Regions from separate parts of the Homo sapiens genome. Here region 1 is linked to region 2. Evidence: chromatin loops called from intact Hi-C (ENCODE). Cell type or tissue: GM12878. All regions are shown on one strand. Each heading gives the region's core, and the rest is flanking DNA. Links, peaks and the distances in the headings are about the cores only.

The links. A loop is a pair of places that touch in the nucleus more often than their neighbours do. Peaks named below come from ENCODE experiments on the same cell type or tissue, not always from the same donor. Only the 100,000 strongest peaks of a DNase experiment are listed, where the experiment ranks them.
Region 1: a loop joins it to region 2, with 8 times the contacts of the local background. A loop is called at or near these places in 11 of 110 quality-filtered maps.

What each region holds. Positions count from the first base shown.
Region 1 is chr10:31,379,619-31,386,344 of GRCh38, reverse strand. The region is part of intron 1 of ZEB1 (zinc finger E-box binding homeobox 1); the gene reads right to left. Among named protein-coding and RNA genes, the nearest start is that of ZEB1, 64 kb to the right of the region's middle. RefSeq lists an enhancer at 2,132-2,281. In GM12878, for the core only: no CTCF peak of the experiment used is centred there; DNase peaks (open chromatin) are centred at 1,904 and 4,174; H3K4me3 peaks cover 1,366 bases; H3K27ac peaks cover 3,676 bases.
Region 2 is chr10:31,322,496-31,329,221 of GRCh38, reverse strand. The region is part of intron 1 of ZEB1 (zinc finger E-box binding homeobox 1); the gene reads right to left. Among named protein-coding and RNA genes, the nearest start is that of ZEB1, 6.6 kb to the right of the region's middle. In GM12878, for the core only: no CTCF peak of the experiment used is centred there; no DNase peak of the experiment used is centred there; H3K4me3 peaks cover 70 bases.

The sequences.
Region 1 (6,726 bases), core at 1,165-6,164, 57 kb before region 2:
GTTAGGAATACAATATTTTAAGATGCCATATCCTAAAATATTAATGACAAAAATACTATAAATAAATCATTATAATCCAAATTCCTTGAAAGGAATGGAATGCTTTAAGATCAGGAAATCATGCAGAGTATTTTAAAATATATTATTAAATATCAAATATCAGAAGAAGAATATTAATACAGATGAAAAGCAATATACCTTCTTAATGCTTTAGTATTAACTGTTTTCATCCATAGAGAGTAGATCGATATAAATAAAGTGATAAAATGGTTGTCTATAGCTATAATTCTGCCTAAGTAAATCATTACCATAATATTAAATTAAAATCAGAAGATGCCATTCTATATTTCCTTATGTATTTTCGTATGTACATTTTGTCTGACTATAATAAACAGAATATTATTCATTTGTTTTCCTTTAACTTTTAAACTATTATTAAAAACACAGAGACTTATTTCCTTTAAATGTTTTCCAACTGTTTCCAAATTTGATAAATTAGAGAGAAAAAGAAGAAACGCTGGCCAGGTGTGGTGGCTCATGCCTGTAATTCCAGCACTTTGAGAGGCTGAGGCTGGCGGATTACGAGGTCAGGAGTTCGAGACCAGCTTGGCCAACATGGTGAAACCCCATCTCTACTAAAAATACAAAAATTAGTTGGATGTGGTGGCAAGCGCCTGTAATCCCAGTTACTTGGGGGGGCTAAGGCAGGAGAACTGCTTGAACCTGGGAGGTGGAGGTTGCAGTGAGCTGAGACTGTGCCACTGCACTCCAGCCTGGGTGACAGAGCTAGACTCCGTCTCAAAAAAAAAAAGAAAAGAAAAAGAAAAAAAGAAAAGAAAAAAGAAAACAAAATGAAGAAATGCTGAAATCAACATTTGATTAATGGTACTGATAAAGGACTGAATGTGTATACTTTAAAAAAATCTAACATGTAAGGCCAGTAGAATCAGAAGAAACAACTATTTATAAAGTACTTGATTTCATTTGACCCCAAAATCTGAAAATGTAGAATTAAAACTCAAAACATACTGGACAATGTGTATGGTGCATTTCATTTCAGAGTATAAAATACCATTTGCTGTATGGTCAAAACCACAGTAAGAAAACAGGTAGTAAACTTGGGATGTATGTCCACCCTTCATCACTAAAATAATGCTTTAATGGACAGATTATGCTTTGATTACAGGCAATAAAAACCTTTCCACATTTCACAAATAATTCAATTTTATATCTTGTCTCAGGGAATCAGGTTTAAATGTGAAAAAGAGATTTAAAACAAAACTTTAGACTAAAGAAATAAGTGTACACAAAAACTCACTTAATTTAAAAACAATTTTCCTATTTTCAACATGCTGTAAGCCTTTGAACTAACTTTGGGGGGAAGGGGTGAAAACAGTTACAAAGTACTAAGTGCAGATAATACGACAAAAAGAGCTAAAAAGGGGTAAAGACCAACCCAAAGTTGGAAATCTTACTGAAAGGAAAAGACTACTAAGCTGGTTGAGTCTCCCAGGCCAACAAGGGCGAAAAGGGAAAACAAACTCCCTAGACAGAGGAACTGACTAGAAACTTACTCATGCTGTGGATAATGGATCCCTTGCCTCATTTCCACCTGCAGAAGATGAAGTCTAAGTTTACCATATTCAGAGATTTAGGGCTGAATTTTTCATTTCACCTGCAAATACAGATTACTAAGCCATACTAACATCTCATTTTAAGTTCCCTACAAAACTTCCCTGAGCAATCTACTTTCCTTCTTTAATGCTGGCCAATGTTTCTCACGCAATCTGTAGTGAAAGACTGTTTTCTCCCTTTTGGGGACCCAGGTTCATGGACTACCGTCATGACTATACTCAGCTCACTTTGCATAAAACTCTCCAGGCAACTGCGTTAAAACTACTGGCCTGAACTTCAACCGGGGAGACAGGTGATGTGCCTGAATGACACAAATATCACATGGCTGTAAGAGTTTCTAAACCAATATAGAAATTGAGAGTAAGCATTTAGTCATGGATTGATTAACAAACCAGCACCAGTTCATAGCCCATTCTTCAAGGAGCACTGGTGTAGGTCATGCGCAGTGGCTCAAGCCTGTAATCCTAGCACTTCGGGAGGCCAAGGCAAGTGAATTATTTGAGCTCAGGAACTCCAGACCAGCCTGGGAAACATGGAGAAACCCCGTCTCTACTAAAAGTACAAAAATTAGTCAGGAGTGGTGGAACATGCCTGTAATTCCAGCTACTTGGGTAGCTGAGGCAGGACAATCACTTGAATACAGGAGGTGGTGAGGCTGCAGTGAGCTGAAATCACACTACTGCACTCCAGTCTGGGCGACAGAGTGAGACTCTATCTCAAAAAAAAAAAAAAAAAAAAAAAAAAGCACTAATCTAAGTTACAGGAGTAGGATCTTATGTTACTCTTCCTTTATACTTTTTACTGAATCCAATTTCCAGTTTTAATTCTCATGTGCCCTTAGAAACTACTGACAAATAAACTATCAGTGACTGATTCCAGTATATTCCTTTTACCAGTTCTTTCTACAACACTGTACAATAGAACTTTTGGCAATGGCAAAAATGTTCTATAGCTTCATTGTTCGAAAAGGCAAACATTAGCCATATATGACTACTGCTCATTTGGAATGTGGCTAGTGTGATTAAGGTACTGAATTTTTAATTTTACTTAAACAGATGTAAGTTTAAATTGCACATCAGGCTGGTGGCTACCATACTGAACAGTACCAGTACAATGCTGAAGTGTTACATTATTGTCATGTAACCTTTTAAAAATTTAGCATTTTAAAAAAATTACCTATTTCCTTCAATCCTAACACAAATATTTTAATTATGACTATCACTTTCCATACGTACATTTAGTTATGTACATACTTGTAATCATGGCATATAAATTTACTATTTTATTTTCACTTATACCAAACATTTCTCTTTATTTCTGGAACTACACTATCTAAAATTGTGGCCACTAGCCCCATTTATCTATTTAAATTTAAATAATTAACATTAAATTAAAAATTCAGTTTCTCAGTTGCCCTAGCCACATTTTAAGGGCTCAGCAGCCACATGTGCCAAATGGCTACATATTGGATAGTGCAATCACAGAATATTTCTATCACCACAAAGCTCTCCTGAACAGTGTTGTTCTATAGTCTCCAAAAATAATCATTTAAATGTAATATTTTATGTTGCTGTTCTATAATTAGTTTTTAAGCTGGGCATTTTATATATATATATATGTAAAATAATTAGCATAGTGTTTCCTAATATGTTATTATGAAATTTCTAAACATTATTGTGACTCTCAGCATGTATTACTGCATTATTTCCCAAAAGGGTCTGTTAGCACTGCTTACTTGCAAATATTAGATTTCTCTTTTTAAAAATTTATGTCCTTTAATACAATGAAAAAAACCTCATATTTCTTTATTATTCATGTGTCTTTACTTTCATATTCTTAATCTGTCATATTCATTTCTCACTTATGTATTATAATCTTGATATCTAAACTTGCATATTTACAACAATATATAACTTATACCTATTATCACTTTCCTTATAATTTTTAATGTAGTTTCCACAATTTTCTATTATCCTTTTAATCATAATATTTTGGTCCAACAAAAATTTTTAATATTCAAGTATCTTCTGGGTGAGTTCTACTAATTCTTCAAATATGAGATGTAAAGGTATTCTCTCTGTTACCTTTTCTTTTTTATTCCTATGGTTGTGTAATATACGGATGATTTTTGTCTAATTAGTTTTAAGACATATCACTGAATAGTACTATCCAACACCACTGAACAAATATCCTTTAAGTGCCCCTCTCTTAGGAAAGATTATTTTGTCATACATTTAGTTACTGTATATGATAACAGATGGGACAAATTTTGTATTCCTCATAGTGCTCCAGTAATCTATGTTTTACAAAATGAAAACAAGCTTATTTGTTCAGTATTCCTCTTAAGAAAACAACTGTATTAATTCAGTAAAGTATGAGTAGAAGAAAAGAATGAACATAGATAGCATGTTCCACTCAAAAATTAAGAAAATCATTTGCTGGTCTATCACCTATTCAGGATTTCTTAACTCACAAAATGTTAAATGTTTGAAACTAGTAAAGGGGCTGGTTTCACATATGTATTGACACTGGCAGAAACCAAGGTGGCATGCAAGCAGAGGCAGAGAAACTAAGGTCTGAGTCAGCCACAGGGATTTGTGTAAGTCACGGGATCCAGGCCATGTCTCTTGACTCTCACCGGCCATGAAGTCGGGCTTCAAGGGAAATTTACTTTGTTTTTTTTTTTTTTTTTTTTTTTTTTTTGAGACAGTCTCACTGTCGCCCAGTCTGGAGTGCAGTGGCACAATCTCATCTCACTGCAACCCCTGCCACCTGGGGTCAAGTGACTCTTCTGCCTTAGCCTCCCGAGTAGCTGAGACTACAGGCGTGCACCACCACACCCAGCTAATTTCTCTATTTTTAGTAGAGATGGGGTTTTACCATGTTGGCCAGGCTGGTCTTGAACTCCTGATCTCAAGTGATCTGACCTCCTTGGCCTCCCAAAGTGCTGGGATTACAAGCGTGAGCCACTGGGCCTGGCCAGAAAATGTATACTTAAATCTCCAACAGACAGAGAAGTCTCTTCTGGTATCTGGGTAACACACCTATTCTTACATCATCATCACTGTTTTAGACATTCTTGCTTTAAAACCTTTTGATATTTAGTAGGACGAGACTTCTCATTACAGAATCACTATAAAATAAATCACTAGAAATTTTGGAAGTTAGAGGTTAAACCCAAAAATCTTACTTTTAGTCAAATAATTTGCCAATATTCTTGATTTAGAAACAGTTTCTCTGCTTTTATTTGAATCTTAAAATTGTTTCAAATACACTGGATGTTAATTTATTTTCCAAAGATCTAACATCTCTCTCAAATGTATTGCTAGATATTACATCGTTTGTTGCAATTCTGAATGGGATATTTTCCCAGAATGATTTTCACATGGTATAAAGATACAGTATATCTGGTACTTTATTAAATTTTTATTATTTAATAAATCATTTTAGAGCTGATTGCTGTAGATTTTTCTAGATAATTAATCATGTCATCTACAAATGAAATATTTTAGTTTTATTTCTTCTTCAGGTTTTGTTCATTACCAGTATTAAATAAAAATGGGGTTAGTGATGACGGGTGGACAAATTTGTAACAAAAATGGTGATTGTTTCATTCCTGAATTTAAGTTTATCACCATTTATTCTACAGCTTTGGTTAGATGATACTGTTCAGCTTGTTGATTTAATGAAGTATCATGTTCTTTGAGGCTCAACTCATCACTCACAGTTATTTCATCACAAAATAATGTATTTGACCAAATAAAACTGGCAAAAGGTCTCCAACTCCTATAGGACCAACACTGTATATATGTTGACTACATAAAATTATCCTGATACTGACAACGTTCATTAAAATAAGAAATATCTTTATTCTGTGAAAGTCCTCAGAGTCACATGTAAAATAGGTACTCAAGGTGCTATGTGGTCCTTGCAGTATCTCAAGTTACCTTTGGAATGTTACACTAGGTATTAACAGATGATATTTAAGACACCAGGCTTCTTTCCAGTATACATTGTTTCAGATAAATCAAAAAGGTGTAATTTATGAAGGAAACTTCTTCTTACAGAAGAATTTCCACTAATAAATGTGTAAGGGGTGGCAGATTTAAAAATTCATTCTCTTGCAAACCCTAATGACAGAATTGATTTGGAGAACAGTCAGCAACTTTTCCCACGGGAGGAAAGATTGGTAGAAAACTCTCAATAGAGAGATTGGGTTGGCACCACTGCCCAATTTTAGCATTGATAAGAGTATGACAAGCAGACATTATATGCTCCTTGATGTGATGCAGTATGAAGAAACAGTTCCATGTGCAAAGTATTCCTGCATGCCTTCCATCCTCAACACCAAAACCAAAGCTGAACCTGAAACTAATTAAGTCTTTCAAGCCAACTTTTAGTTCGCAGGAAATTCAGAGGCTACAGGAACAAGTTAGAAGGCAACAGAGAAATCCAGAATGGAGGATATTCTACAGGATAGTTTACCCAGTTTTTTCATTAACACATTAAAGGGAAAAGGGGAGGGAAGGAGGAAGAAGGGGGTTTGGGGGTGAGTGAGGTAAACAAGTGGTGGGAAAGAAAAGACCTTTTAATTATACAGCAGTCCAAACAACCAAATGCTATACAGATCTTGGTTGGATTCTGAAAGAACAATCTAAACGTAAAAAGGACATTTTTCAGTTAAAAGCAGAGAAACTGAATACAGAGAGAATATGAGGTGGTTAGTAGTTATTGTTAATTTTGTTGGATGTAATAAAGGTATTGTGGTTATATAAGAAAAATTCCTTCTTTTAAAGAAATGCATATGAAAGAATGCAGGAGTGAAAAGACTTGAAGTCTGGGATCTACTTTAAAAATAGTTGAGGAAAAAGAAGAGAGTAGATGAAGCAAATGTGGCAAAATTTTGCTGATTGTTAAATCTAGGCCATGGGGTTTATTACACTAGTCTCTCTTAAGTGTATGCCTGAAATTTTTTACACTAAGGTTTTTTTTTTTTAATTCAAGCCTTTGGAACATCATCTATTAAGCCAGATATATTCTAGTACAAGTAAATATGGAATTACCTACTCTACTATATAACGAACATTCACG
Region 2 (6,726 bases), core at 1,212-6,211:
AGATCATTGCTAGGGGGCAATAGGTGGGGAAGATTGGCTGAGATTAAGTACACAAGAACTCTTTAGGATGATGGAAATAATGTTCTATTACATCTTGACTGTGGTAGCAGTTACACATGTATGCAAGTATGTCAAAACTCTATCAAAATGTACATGCATAGTGGTATATCTTATTGTATATAAATTATACCTCAATTAAGTTCACACGCACACACACACACACACACCAGGGTATGGTTTTAACTTTTGGCTTAGAATAGTCCTGATCTATACCATAGGAACACAGTAAGACAGCCATCTTCTTAAATACATTCCCAGCCAAATGGATATATGAGAAGGTGCAGACTCCATGTTGCTTAGACTATTCAAATATAGAATGCACAGCTTTTATTCCTTGGACTTGAGTTCTTTGATTTATGTAACAGAATAACAATGGGACATTATCCTTGAAGTTCATGTCAATGTTATACATAAAAGTGATATGGTAAGGTCTCTCTCATATAATGGCCCTTAAAAAGATCCAAGGAATCCTTCCTAAAGCTGAAAGACATACCAAAAGTAGCATTAAGATGAAGCTTCAGTGTCTATTGATCATTTAACAGCTTTGTCCAAGGTCTGAACTAAGCAATGTTAAATGTCAAAGTTACACAAACAATGTACAAATTTTACAGCAACCCCCTTTCAGATGGTAGTTACATTAGCTGGAGTTAATACTGGTCAAAAGGATAAAAAATTGTCAGCTGATCCAAGATATATTTAAAATAAATAAGTAAAATTTTAAATGAACATGTGTTGAAAACTTAAAACATGTATTAGGCACAATGCGTCATATGCTTCATTTAAACTTTCCCAATTCTTAGACTGTCATGTCCAATTTACATGCAGAGAAACTCAAGCATAAAAAGACTAAGTAACCCGGCCAGGGTGATAGGTAGTAAGTTACAGGATCAACCCAAACTCTTAACTGCTATACTTGTTCCTCTTAAGAAAGGGTGTATTCAAAAGGTGAACTCCTGATGCATTAGACATATAAATACAAAAAATACAACTAAGAAACTAATAGAAGAAAATCCAGGAAAATATCTTTATAATCTATAGATTAGGAAGGACTTCTTACTACCCATAAAGTCAAAATTTTGACATTAAAATTAAGGATTCCTGTACCAAAGTCAAATGACTGAAACGTTGGGGATTATCATCTTAAATACACAAGAGAAATGGAAATCTATCCAAAAAGAGGGGTAAAGGGTATGAATAGGCCAGATATGGAAAGGGAAACCCAAACAGCTAGCAAGGATATGAAGAAATGATCAACCTCCCTAATAAACAGAGAAACATAAATTAAAGCAACTATCAGATTATATTTAGCAACTGAAAAATTAGCAAAATGTAGAATGTTGTACAATACCGAAGGCTGGCAAAAACGTGAGAAAATAGTTCTTTTACATTGTTGGTGAGCGTAAAAAATGGTGTTGCTGTTTTTAAAATAATCTGACAGAATTTAGTAATTATTAAATATGTGATTGACCTATACTCAGCAATACTATGTCTGGACAATACCATGTCCCTAGATATGGTAGTGCTGAGAAACTCTTCCACAGCCATTAGCAACACGTAGGAGGATGTTTATTACAGAATTATTGGTATCTAAGAATTGGAGTCAATCTGGGAATCTGCCATTAGGGGAATTGATAGGTAATTTGTGCTTACTACATAAATGAACTACTGCAAGGTTAAAAGCAATGAACTAGCTGTACATATAGCAACATATCTAGCTATCAAACAATGCTAAGTAAAGAAAGTAAATTATATGTCAGGTGCAGTGGCTCACACCTGTAATCCCAGCACTTTGGGAGGCTGAGGCAGGTGGATCAGCTGAGGTCAGGAGTTTGAGACCAGCCTGGCTAACATGGCAAAACCCCATCTTTACTAAAAATACAAAAATCAGCCAGGCATGGCGGTGTGTGCCTGTAATCCCAGCTACTTGGGAGGCTGAAGCGGGAGAATCACTTGAACCTGGGAGACAGAGGTTGCAGTGAGCTGATATCGCGCCTTTACACTCCAGCCTGGGTGACAAGAGTCAAACTGTCAAACTGTCTCAAAAAAAAAAAAAAAAAAAAAAGAAAAGAAAAGAAAAAGAAAGTAAATGATAGAGCAAAGTAGCACTTATAGCACTTATGTAAATACAAAACACACAAAAGAGGTACAAAATTTTACAAGGCTAGCTACAAAACCAACAGCATATAAAAAACATATTAGATTGGGTCCAAGGTAGGAAGGATAGAGTGAATGGGAGCTGAAATTGGGAATAGTGACCAAAAGTATAATCCAAATGAGAGGATGCCTCTAAATAATACTAATGCTCTGCATCTGAAATATTTTAAGTGATATAACTACATCAACTACTAAATTTGACAGATGTATGCATATGTATTAGAACTTGCCTTTGAGATGATGAAGCATTCTACACATTTTGGTTTTAAGTATAATAAATTTGAAAATTCATGGTATCTAGTTCTTGCTTGTTACCGTCTTAGATAAATATGCTCAAATGACCTAATGAAAAGAATACCGAACTAGGAACCCAAAAAGCTGTGACCTAGTCCAAGCTAACTAGTAACATAAACTTGGCAAAGTCATCTTATCTCTTTGACTGTCTGCTTTACTGCAAAATGGCTTTGGATGATTCTCCCAAATCTCTCCAGTCCAAAATTATTCCACTTCATTTTCTTAATGAATATTTATTCATATAAAGTTATTTTTTGTCTACTCCAATTCCTCCTTCCTTTACTTTCTCCCTCCCAAATAAAGCAAAAGCCAAGTGTATCAAAAGAGATTCAGAAAAGTGATGTAGCAATAGGAGCAAATAGCAACTTAACTTTAGGGTAGAAAGGAGAAAACGTTAAAGAGATACAGTGATTTTGACAGCCTTTTCAAGTATTCAAGGCAGAGCAAGGTTACCCTGAGCCCAGGTTCAGAAAATCTACTCCTTGAAGGATTTCACTACATGTTATTCCATATGTCACTGTATCTGCCTGGCATTACCCCTTCTTAAAACACACATTAAAGTCTCTTCTAGAGTTTCTACTTAAAGACCCTAAATTTCAGCTTATCTGTGTCAGTTTTCAGATAAAAAGTTATTTTGGAAAAGATGAATCTTCCATATTAAAAATATATGATTCCAAGAAAATGAGTTTTTTTCATCAGCAAACTAGTTACACTCAGCACTATCTACTTAAAAAAAAAAAAAAAAACCCAAAACCAAACACTCTGCTAGAATTGTGGATTAAATGAATACAAAGACCTTAAGAGTAAGGGAAATCAGAATATATTTTAGGCCGTGAGCATGAATAGTAACAGATATATAAATAATGGTGTCATATTTTATTAAAAGATAATTGAAATCAGAGTACTTAAAATATCTTAAACATTTAAAATTAGAATATTTTAAAAAGAGAAAACAGAGGACTTTCAATATAGAATAAAACAATAAAAAGAAATTAACATAATTTATAAATTTATCTTCCATTCACATTTAATTTTAAATCTGAATGGGGGAGGGGAAGGGAGAGGGAGGGAATTAAGAGATCACAAAACATCTGTTATGAATAATTTCAGCACAGATGTAGTTGTTACTGCAAAAGAGATGAAGGTTTTCCCAGGTTGCCATACTGTAAGGTTTTCTACAAACATAGTTCATACCTCAACCTCCATGTACCAAGTCTCAATAAATACATAATGTTGATTAGGAGGAGAAATGTGCATATGGACAGATAAATGCAATCCCTATGTATAGAGGGAACGTGTATTAAACAACAGGGAGCTGTTTGAAGAAAGAGAAAAGTAACTTTGTAGAGAATGAAAAAAGCTTAAAGTTTCACAGCTATAATACAAATAGACACTTGAATTCAATTTTTTGCTTTTCCTTTCATAATCTTTCCATTTATCTACATCCATATTATATAATCCAAAAATATGCTTTAACAAAATTAATGAAGTTCTAAAAATTAAGTTGTTTTCTCTGAAAACAATCATAAAGCAAATTTTACTTATTAGAGAGCATTTTGCTACTTAAGTACTGTATTATATTGCCATCTTTTTAAGCAACCCAGTTTTAAGTTAACAGCGTAACCCACCTCCATCAAGGCTAAAATCCAGACATGCTCATAACATATTGAAATTTTTATTTAGTAAAACTAATGTCCTAAAGATGTTTCCTTTAGTGACATAATACTCAAAACACTGCCCCATGCAAAAGAATGATTAGTTTATATGGCAATGCCTACATAATAGATCAAATTTAATTTTAACTAGGGTTGCTACAAAACTTTCTCTACTACATATATTTCTACTTGCTTACTACTTTTAGTTCATATCTAGTTGAATGATTATTTAGCCAGTAATATGTACAACATCTACCCTTTAAAAAGTAGTTTAAAAAATCATTTTATCATATTTCCTAATCAGGACACTTTTTCTAGTTTAAAATTTTTTGAGTTTTCTTTCAACAATGGACTTTTATTTTAGCTTATATCTCAATTAGAAATAAAGAGCATGCATTTCCACATAAATTAGTGACTGTACTGCAAAGAAACCTTTTTCAATCCTATTTCTACAGCTTCAAGTTTTCTAACCTCTCGCTGTACTCTTGCACACTAATGCATATCTTCTTCCAACATCTGCATGATTTTTCTCCTCCTCTGCTGCAATTCAATACAGGTAGTTAAGAGTAGCTAACAATATAATTCCACATGATACTGCATCTGTGTTTACATCTGGCTCTAACCACATGCTTAAAAGTGATTTATACAGGTAAATCCACAAGAGGATAAAGCAAAAGAAAAACACAACTATGAGAAATCATTATGCTCTTATTTTAAAAATATCATTCTCAATTTAACAGAAGTTTCTCAGCACATGCTTCAAAAGCTACTACATAGGAGGTATGCCATTTCAAACATACTAGAGACTAGAGAAAGGAAGAAAACAGTATTAAACAAATATTTCACATGCTTTTTATATCAGGGTCATCTTCATAAACGATTAATATTTTCAATTTATAAGATACTTTAAGTTTTGCTCCATGCTACAATGTATCTCGTGACTTTGTGGCAAAGTTTCTGAGTTCATAAACATTTAAGTGAATCACACCTATTCACTACTGAGCCCTCAGGAATTAGAATACTAAATTCAAGAAATACCTGTCAGGAAATGAAAAACTATTTACACACACACACACACACACACACACACACACGAAGAACCATGACATCCTAAAATAAGAAATTAACACAGGCTTACCTGGCAATTCAATACCTACTTAGTTCAAGATAAACAGTATGGCTATTCCATTACGGTACTGATATTGATGCATTTATAAAAACACCACTAAAAATAATTAAGGAAATAAATACTTCTAATGTTCTACCTAATGAGAGGCTTAAAATTTACAGTTATATTAATATACCTATAAGAACACAAAATGAAAAGACATAACTAAATACAGTCTCATGCAATTATTTATATGCAATTTATATAGTTTCTTGAAAGGAATTATTTAAATACAAGCATACAGCAACGTACGAACTACAGAGTTTTACTGCATATAAGATCTCAAAGCAAACTTATATTCCTTAATTACAACTGACAAATTTAAAACGTATGCACTCACTGATTCTTAACTAAAAAGGTGGGGGAGGGCTACCAGTAGGAAAAGACCTGAAGGGGAAGGAAAAGATAAAATCTAAAAATCACTAACATCTAAGTGACTGCTAGTTACCACCTCCGTTAGTAGCTCTCTGCCAACCCATCCATAGTCTAAGTCTACATAAGTTATATAAAAATAATTACACAGTATTATCAATCAATTGTAATTTTCCTTGCTACTCTTAAACTTTGACCATTTTAGATGTATTTTAACATCTAAAATATATATTTTAAGGGATCTTACTATGAATTTTAAAAAGGGGTGATTAAAAAGTATTCTAAATATGCAACATAAATATGGGTCAATTATTACATATTCTTCTCCAAACCTAAGAACATAAAACAAAATCTTTTTAAAATAAGGAGTAATACAACTGCTCTAAAACAAGAATGAATTAACAGCAATCTCAATTAGAGACTTAAATAACTCAAATTTATAAAATTATTCAAGTTAAAACAGTCCTGCTTCTTTCTAGTTTCGGCAAACTAGAAAATGCTTATGCCTAATTTAACCAAGGCTAGTTTTAAGTAACAATAAGACTCAGAATTATACTGAAGGTCCCAATCAGCACAGTCGATAGAGAGACTTATGATGCTACCACACCAATAATCATTTTTGTTAGCATCCTCTACTGGTGGTTTCCAATGACAGCAAGGGGAAATGGTGCTGATGACAGAAGGATATGTACCTTCTATTCCATCTAAAGAGAATTAATCAGCATGTGGTCATTAGTAGAGTACATCTCTCTCTCAAAAAAAAAAAAGGTAGAACAAGAAGAAAACCACATAGAAGAAAGCAGAAAAAGAAAAAGACAGATTTTTTAAAATGCAACAAAGCATGAAATTATAAATGGTAAAAACTAATTCAAGCAATTCTAATGTCACTCCTTTACGGATGACTAACATCATTAAGTTACCACACAAGGTTTGATGCTTTGGCCAAACCTTACTCAATTGGTTTACCCCTGTCAGTTACATTACCTGATACTCCTTTTAATATCCTACCTTCAGACATATTCC